Regions from separate parts of the Homo sapiens genome. Here region 1 is linked to region 2. A link is an interaction called in ENCODE POLR2A ChIA-PET data of the cell type or tissue named here. Cell type or tissue: Panc1. All regions are shown on one strand. Links, peaks and the distances in the headings refer to the core of each region. The heading gives the core; the rest is flanking DNA.

Region 1 (4,390 bases), core at 301-4,300, 94 kb after region 2:
GTATATGCATTTTCAAATCCAGAGTTTAGGGGTTAATTAAAATTAGTAATTTTCAACATATGTTTGCTCTCTTAATAAAAGAAAAAGATTTCTATGAATAAAAGTTGGGGACGATGGGTTTAAAATATCTTTATGTTAGGACTTCTCAGAATCATGAACATGCTAATATGAATCATATTTCTCCAAGGGACACCTAGAGTGTGTAGAATTTTCCAAATATCTTTGACCACGAACCCCATTTTTGAAAGAATATTTTGGGAAACAAGTTTCTTGGGCAATACTGATCTAAGAGATACATTCCTAAAAGTAAAACTACAGTGATGGGGAGACCCTAAAGGTATAAACGCCTTCCTGGTCATCCATTTTGTGTGGAAAAGAAATGTACCCCAAGTTGAGAGTATACATTGACTCATGGGCAGTGGCAAATGGCTGAACTGAATAGTTAGTGGCCTGGAAGGTACAAGGTTGAGAGACTGAAGATTCATGTAGAAAGACTGGAAGACTGGAGACAGGAAGTCAGGGAGAGAGGTGTGTGGATGGGCCTGTGGAAGTGGACATAAAGAGTGAAGACCTTTATATCACAAGTTAATGCCCACCAGAGAGCACCTGCCGCAGGGGAGGGACTAAAGCAACAAGCAGAGAGAAGGACTCAGGCAGTAAACGTCAGTCTCTGTCATTATCCACCCAGTGCTGGCCCCAGGGGTTTGTGGAAGGAATAGCTACCGTGACAGCAATGGAGACTATGCATGGCTCGACAGCAAGGAACTTCAATTCACTAAGGCCAATCTAGCTGCTGCTATTTCCAGATGTCATGTCTGCCAGCCACAGAAACCGATGCTGAGCCCGGATGTGGTACAATTTCAGTCCAACCAGCCACCTGGGGGCAAGGTGATTACATAAAACCCTGACACTCTGGACAGCACAGGGGATTCGTCTTGACTGAAATCGACGTATATTCTAGGTATGAGTTTGCCTTTGTTTGCAAGGCCTCGGTCAACTATCTGAAGACTTGGACATGTGTGAGCCGTCTGTACAAGATGCTGCATAGCAACGAGCTGCATCTAGGGACGCAGATGGGATTAATCACCGCATCACTCTAATCCTCACCCAGCCTTCCCCTCTGTGTTCCCTTCTCCGTATAAGGACACCTGTCCTTGGATTTAGGACCCATCAAGATGACCTCATCTTGAGCTCTTTAACTTAATTACACTTGCAAAGAGGCTTTTTCTAAATAAGGTTTCATTCACAGGTACTGGGGGTAGGACATAGATACATCTTTTTGCTCACTCCCATTCAACCCATAACACGTAGAAAGCTCACTGTGCACTTTGTGCTTACTGGGAAGCCCTGCAGAAGAGTCAGACTTAAAAAAAAAAAACTGCTGAGCACATTAACAACCCACCTGCAACCACTTTCTTCTCTCATCCCCTCCTCCCTTCCTCTTTTTTGCCCCCTTTTTCATTCTTCTATGCAGTCCAGCTTTCTCTATCTCCCCAGGAAGAAAGCCGATACCCTTCTCTGAAGCCCACCTACCCACAGTTCGAGCTTCTTGCAGAGACTGATTCATGCCTCTGAATCCCAGTTTAAAGTTTCTTGGGGGAGAGAAACTGCTTGCCCGGCTTGGATCAGGGTCCACCCCCAATCCATTGAGTTGTGACCCAGAGTCAGGACAGATGGTGTCGGTGTTCTCACCAGGTGTGGGGCGTAATTGCTAGTTACCTACCCTCAATGCCTGCTCTCCCTTCTTCCTTGGGATAAGGCTCTGGTTCTCCACTGGGCACATAAAGACTCCTTCCAAGGCTCCCTTGAAGTCAGATGTGGCCTCACAACTAAATTACGGCTAGCAAGATGAGAACAGAGGTGTTACATGGCAGCTTCCAAAAATATTCTTAAAAGACAGCAGGAACATGCCTTTTGCTTCCCCTTACCCCTTGTCCCACCATGCAGCATAAAATATAGATGTGTTGAAAGTCTAGCCACCACTTTCTATTTTTTTCTAATTAGAGATGGGGTCTTGCTCTATCACCCAGGCTGGAGCGCAATGGTGTGATCATAGCTTACTGCAGCCTCCACCTTCTGGGCTCAAGGGATCCTTCCCCATCAGCTTCCCAAGTACCCGGGACTACAGGCAAGTGCCACCCTGCTCAGCTAAGTTTTTAGTAGAGACAGGATCTTGCCATATTGTCCAGGCTGATCTTGAACTCCTGGGCTCAAGCGATCCTCCCATGTCAGCATCCCAAAGTGCTGGGATTACAGGCATGAGTCACCACGCCCAGCCTAACCTTCATTTTCAACCAGAAGATGAAGCCTCCATCCCAGAGGTAGCAGAGCAAAGTGTTGAAATGTGTCTGCACCCCTTAAAACCTCAGGGAGCCTCCGTGCCAGGGCTGGACTTCCTACCTCTGAACTTCCTTTACATGAGAGAGTAATAAATTTCTCTCTTCTTTCAGACATCTTCTATTTGGGTTTCTGTGTTATAGGTAGCCAAATTTAATCTTAGCTAATATAAAGGCCAACTTTTTGGGGGGACAATTCACAAAAAAAAAAAGACCAGGAGAGCACTGTGCACTACGTCGCCTTTCCAGAATGGTCTTTCACCAGGCACGAGGGCAGATCTCTACGTCCCCAGAAATCTGATGTGTCCTGCATTGTCCACCACCAGCCTCTCTGGGTCATCAGACTGGGGAGGCTGTCTAGGTCCAAGACCACCCATGCTGGTCTCTACAAGGCCAGGTGTTATCCCAGGAAAGGGGTGCCTCATTTCTCCACCAAAGGACAAATGGTGTCAGTGTTCTCACCAGGTGTAGGGTATAACGGCTGGTTACCCACCCCCAATGCCTGCTCTCCCTTCTTCCTTGGGATAAGGCCCTGGTTCTCCACTGTGCACATAAAGACTATCTTTCCACGGCTCCCTTGAAATCAGATGTGGCCTTATGACTAAATTCTGGCCTGCAAGATGAGAAAAGAAGTGTTACATGGCATTGTTACATGGCAGCTGGTATGTTTCTTGGAGCTTCTATGAAGCACTCGGCGTGGGGCAGCTGGAATCAAAAAGCCCTGCTGTCCTGGGGAATCAGCAGCCAGGTGGGTGGGTGGCATTATATGGGCTGCTGAAGATAACAGCAGAGCAAGGAGGATGGAGCTGGGACCATTATAGGCCAGAGAGAAACCAGGTATGAATGTCAGGCCATTTTCAGAGCATGGAACAGACCCAATGGGTTGGAATATGCCTTTCATTCTTCCTTTTTATTGAAACACACGGCCAATAAGTGTGTGTCAATAAGTGTTATTGAAGGTTCATTTTTGACAATACATGGACCTTCACAATCCTCACTAGCAGCAGCACTGGGACATTGGCCACCAATTCCAAAGGCTCAACCCATGCCTGGTACAGGGACAGCTTTCCTGCCAAGGCTGCCCAATAAGCCAGGACTATCCCCTTCTGCAGGGACCAGCAACAGGACAGAATGATGCAGCAGCCCAAGTATTCCAAGTGTTGTAGGATCATGGACCCCAATGAGCAAGTGCCGGTGCTGGGATAGAGTGGGAGATGAAGACTACAAAGGGCATCACCTCTGTGTCAAGCGTAGGCTGTCATGCACTCAGGACCAAAGACCATGCCCCCAGGTTGTGGCCACCTGGAATTCCTCCAGATCTACTCACCCATGACCCCCGGGAGCCCTTCCCCAGCCTCTCTACTTTAAAATTCTGCCTCCCACACCAGCACCTCCCATCCACCTCCCTTACTTTATTTTTGTTGCTGCCTCCACTCCTGTCTGACATCCTGTATGCTGCCTGCTTTGGAGATTAGCCCGGCTGTGGTGGAGGAGCTTGGCTGGATCACCCCAATGCACTTATTGTTTCATTTATTACCTGTCTCCCCATCAAGCTCCATTAGGACAAATGCCTTCCTCTCTCCCATTCTCTGCTGTATCTGCAAGGCTTAAAACAGCGCCTGGCGCGGTAGGTGTCCAATAAATACTTGTTAAATGAGAGAATGAATGTTCCGGACCTGCCGGTCAGTATAGTTATCTGCTGGGCCCAGGTCCAGATAGGAAAGTGACCTGAATCCTTGGATGTGAATGTTGCACAGACATCAAACAAGGGCCTGGCTTCCCATGGTTCCACCAGAAAAATCTGGGGACAAATCCAATGGTGGGAATGGGCAGAGCTGGCCCTCACAGGTACCTACTATGAGAAGGCTGATATGTTTCTTGGAGCTTCAGTAAAGCACTCAGTATGGCATGGCTGGAATCAAAGAGCCCTGCCGTCCTGGGGAACCAGCAGCCGGGTGGGTGGATGGGATTAGAGGGGCTGCTGAAGATAACAGCAGAGCAGGGAGGATGGGTCTGGGATGATTAATGACCACAGGGAAAGCAGGTATGAGGCA
Region 2 (4,390 bases), core at 266-4,265:
GGTCAGAGTTGCCCTTGGCACAGCCCGGCTGTGGGAAAGGGCCCAGTGCTCTAGGGCTCTCCTGGAGGAAGCTTTCATTGAAGACCAGACCTGGGGCATGCGGCGATGTCCCCACTGTTCGTGAGGTTACTGCAGGGGTTTCCGACTTGCCCCTTTGCACAAGGACAGGGCCAGTGCTTAGCACATGGTGCTTAGTAAACAGATGATGGAGGAATGAATGGGTGAAGCCAGGCGTGTCTGGGAGGGAGCCAAAGCCCCGAGGCAGAAGAGAAGGAAGGACAGACGTGAACTTGCAGGGTGGGTGGTATGTGCAAAGAGGTGGTGGAATGTTTATTATCCTGAGACCTGGGGTGGAAAGTCCTTTGAGACAGACGCTGGTGTTTGTTCAGGATCCTCTCTAGGTGGGTGGGTGGGGGCAGCTGTGTCCCCTGAGGGCTGCACGTGGGCAGGCACCCTGCTTCAGAGGAGGGAAAGCTGCCCCACCTGAGAGTGAGGGAGAGAAAGGAGGAAGAGCAGGGAAGACCAGGGGAAGTGGGGAGAGGGAGGGGAGGCAGGCAAGGGGCTGGGACTAGACAGGGAAGATGACTTCAAGGAACGAGCTCTCCAGGCGCCTGACAGCACCAAGCTGTCTCTATTCAGCTTCTGCACCACTGCCATGCAAGACCCTTCCAGAAAAGTCTTCTCCACTCATGAATGGACATCCTAACTGACCTCAGCTTGGGTGGTGGGAGGGGGATGGACGTGAGAGAGATAAAGGAGGAGCTGAATTTCATGCTGGGACCATGATGCATAAACAGTTGTGTTTGCTTCACTCCACAAAGGCAGACACATTCAGGGAGGGCGTTCTCAGTAGAGGAAGAATAATGGCAGCTCATAAAATATCATGGAAACTGACAGTAGTGTCTTCCAGGCAAATTTGATAAGCCTGTTCCTAAAATAAACTTAATTCAAAAGGAACACGGGCAGCAGAATGTGAATTATCTTTTAACTTTCTTATTATTTTTCTGGCGCTTCATTCTTTTTACTCAAGATGCTCTAGTAGTAGCTCGTTTTGCCTTTACAAGGAGCAAGGGACTCCAGACTGTCAGCATCTAGCTGAAAAACTGCTTCTGCTTGGGTAGTCCTCAGTCCTCCCAGAGCGTGCACAGCACAGCGGGGAATTTCAATCGCTGCAGGTGCCCAGGGCTTCAGCCCTGGAGATTCAGGATCAGTTTACCTGGGCTGGGAGACCTGTACTTTTAAAAAGCTTCAAGGTCCTTCAAATGGGCACTCAGAACCAAGAACCATGCTGTTTGGTGCTGAAGCTAATGCCACTCCACCCAAAGCCTCAAAGGTTGCTTAGATACCCACACACTTCTGCTGAAACAAGCTTCCAGAAAGGAATGCACAGATGAATGTCGTTAACAAGGCAGGCCAAATGTTTTGAGTTCAGAAGTATTTTTTCTTTCTTTTTTTTTTTTTTTTTTTTGAGACGGAGTCTTGCTCTGTCGCCCAGGCTGGAGTGCAATGGCACGATCTCATCACACTGCAACCTCCGCCTCCCAGGTTCAAGCAATTCTCTTGCCTCAGCCTCCTGAGTAGCTGGGATTACAGGCACGCGCCACCATGCCTGGCTACATTTTGCATTTTTAATAGAGACAGGGTTTCACCATGTTGGTCAGGCTGGTCTCAAACTCCTGACCTTGTGATCCACCTGCCTCGGCCTCAAAGTGCTGGGATTACAGGCGTGAGCCATCACACCCAGCCAGAGTTCAGAAGAATTTTAACCCAGTAACTGAATTTTCTTTTTACAAATGTAATGATCTTTAAGGTAGATGGTGTGGTAGCAGGGGGTTCTGGGAGGTTTGGCTTAATAATATGGAATATCAAAATGAGGGGAGAAACTGAATAAGGGTGTGTTTATGCTTACATTAATTATTTGTAAGTGTATCTATATAGCTTTAAATAACTCAAGTTGTTTTTCTTTTCTTATTCAAATACCACGAAATCCAAAAGCTATGAATTCTCTGAAATATGGACTAATGCTTAGAATGTTACACCTTCCTTTCCCCTTCCAAAGTGTCGTTACTACTTTGATAGAAGCTGTAGGCACAGGCTTCATAAGTATAATCATATCACTTTCATTCATAGCCAAGAAAAAATTGAGCTTCTTATTGAGAGTACATGTCACTAAGAATCCAGCTTCTGCAGAGGGGGCAGGGGGAAGGTTTTCTGCTTAGTCCCAAATTGCTTTGGCCATGATTGGATTTCAGTGTGAAAAATTGAGGCAGCCTGTTCAGGGTGAGATAGGAGGAAGAGAATGTGGAGCCGCTAGTTGCTGAGCAGCTGTGAGACAGTCAGCATACAGGCCATGCCTCATTTTCCCATCTACAACCAGGGGTGATTGCAGTATGTGGCATCCAAATGCTGACCACTCTACAGCTTCCACCCTGCGGTCTCAACAGTACTGGGGACCTGAGAACAAGACAGAGGTGAGCCTGGTACAAAGCTTCAGCCACACACCTACTCATCTATGCTGTCATACTCACTTGGCCCTAGCCAGAACCACAGATGACATCATCCCGGGTAAATTAGCATTATTTCCACCATTACTCACCTCTGCCTGCCCTCTTGCCTTCTCTTCTAGGAAGTTACGTATCTGAAAGTGGTAATTAATGCAAGTGAGAGATCTGGTCACTTAAATGTGTGTGGCACCTCTCCCCTCTCCTCTTCCTCCTGCTCTAGCTATGTGAGACGTGCCTGCTTCCCCTTTGCCTTCCGCCATGATTGTAAGTTTCCTGAGGCCTCACTAGAAGACACTATGCTTCCCGTACAGCCTGCAGAACCATGAGCCAATTAAACTTCTTTTCTTTATAAATTACCCAGTCTCAGATATATATATATATATATTTTTTTTTCTTTTTTTTGTGTGTGAGACAGAGTCTTGCTCTGTCCCCCAGGCTGGAGTGCAGTGGTGCCATCTCGGCTCACTGCAAGCTCCGTCTCCTGGGTTCACGCCATTCTCCTGTCTCAGCCTCCTGAGTAGCTGGGACTACAGGCGCCCACCACCATGCCCGGCTAATTTTTTGTATTTTTAGTAGAGATGAGGTTTCACCGTGTTAGCCAGGATCAGTCTCAGATATTTCTTTATAGCAATGCAAGAATGGACTAATACACATGCTTACTTTCAAAAACTTAAATATATGAAAAGTATAAGAAAAAAATTAAAAGGATGGATACTCCCAAAGTAAGAAGATCATCTTTCTTTACATGTTGATGCACTTTCTTGTAGCCTTTGGTCTAAACAGGCCTCTCAAACATCGCTGGGTCCTCCTTGTACATGGGTTCTCAGGAGGTACCAGCACTATTTGTTCCCCAATTCTCCTCGCTCATTTACTCTCACTCTCCCATTCTCCCCAGTTGATTTTGGGCATCCACAAGGGGCTCTCACACAGGGGAAGAAGTGACTTTCACACCAGTCATCTTGTGATTTCTAGGGCACAAGCAACACTCCTCAGCACCACGGCCACTGCCATCCAAGAAGACATCACCCCCCTTCACCAAAGAGCCCCTATAGCAGCCCCAAACCGGCAAGGGCCAAGCAGAACTGTGCTTTCTTCAGGCCCTACTCAATCATGGCCCAAGTCTATAGTTCTGCAGGAGAGGGAAAAAACATCCCTTGTCCCAATTTATTTTGAATTTTGTCATCTGTCTTTGGAAAAATAGTCTCATAAATTTTACCTTGCACTCCTCCCTCCCCAGTTCCCCCTTCAAAGGCCTTGCCAGTTACTCAGGAAAGGAGACACATACTTGAGAAGTGGGGTGTTGGGGTAGGGGGCAGGGATGCCACCAGCTCCACAGTCAATCTCTTTACTTCTTTTTAAATATATTCTTAATTGACAAATAATAATTATATATATTTATAGGGTACAATGTAATGTTTTGATTATATATACATTATGGAATGAATTAATCCAGCTAATTAACATATCACTTCACATACTTATTTTGTTGTTGTGAAACATTTAAAATCTGTTCTTGGCTGGGCACAGTGGCTCATGCCTGTAATTCCAACACTTCAGGAGGCCAAGAAGGGAGGGTCACTTAAACCCAGGAGTTCAAGACCAGCCTGGGCAACACAGTGAAACCCCACCTCTACAAAAGAATACAAAAATTAGCCGGGTGTGGTGGTGTGCAGTTGTAGTCCCAACTACTCAGGAGGCTGAGGTGGGAGGATTGCTTGAGCCCAGGAGGTTGAAGGTGCAGTGAGCCGAGATTGCACCACTGCATTCCAGCCTGGGTAACAGAGTGAGACCCTGTCTTCAAAAAAAAAAAAAAAAAATCTTTGAACAACTTTGAAATGCACATTGCATTATTAACTATAGTCACCGTGCTATGCAATGGATCGCAA

The links. Peaks named below come from ENCODE experiments on the same cell type or tissue, not always from the same donor. Only the 100,000 strongest peaks of a DNase experiment are listed, where the experiment ranks them.
Region 1: POLR2A ChIA-PET joins it to region 2 with 5 read pairs; 3 of 35 experiments call an interaction of 5 or more read pairs at or near these places.

The regions. Positions count from the first base shown.
Region 1 is chr2:234,797,021-234,801,410 of GRCh38, forward strand. It overlaps LOC101927896 (a long non-coding RNA gene), which reads right to left. Exons shown (of 9, transcript XR_002959457.2): 8 at 1,724-1,840. Among named protein-coding and RNA genes, the nearest start is that of LINC01173, 120 kb to the left of the region's middle. In Panc1, for the core only: no CTCF peak of the experiment used is centred there; no DNase peak of the experiment used is centred there.
Region 2 is chr2:234,702,779-234,707,168 of GRCh38, forward strand. The region is part of intron 2 of LINC01173 (long intergenic non-protein coding RNA 1173); the gene reads left to right. Among named protein-coding and RNA genes, the nearest start is that of LINC01173, 22 kb to the left of the region's middle. In Panc1, for the core only: no CTCF peak of the experiment used is centred there; a DNase peak (open chromatin) is centred at 2,580.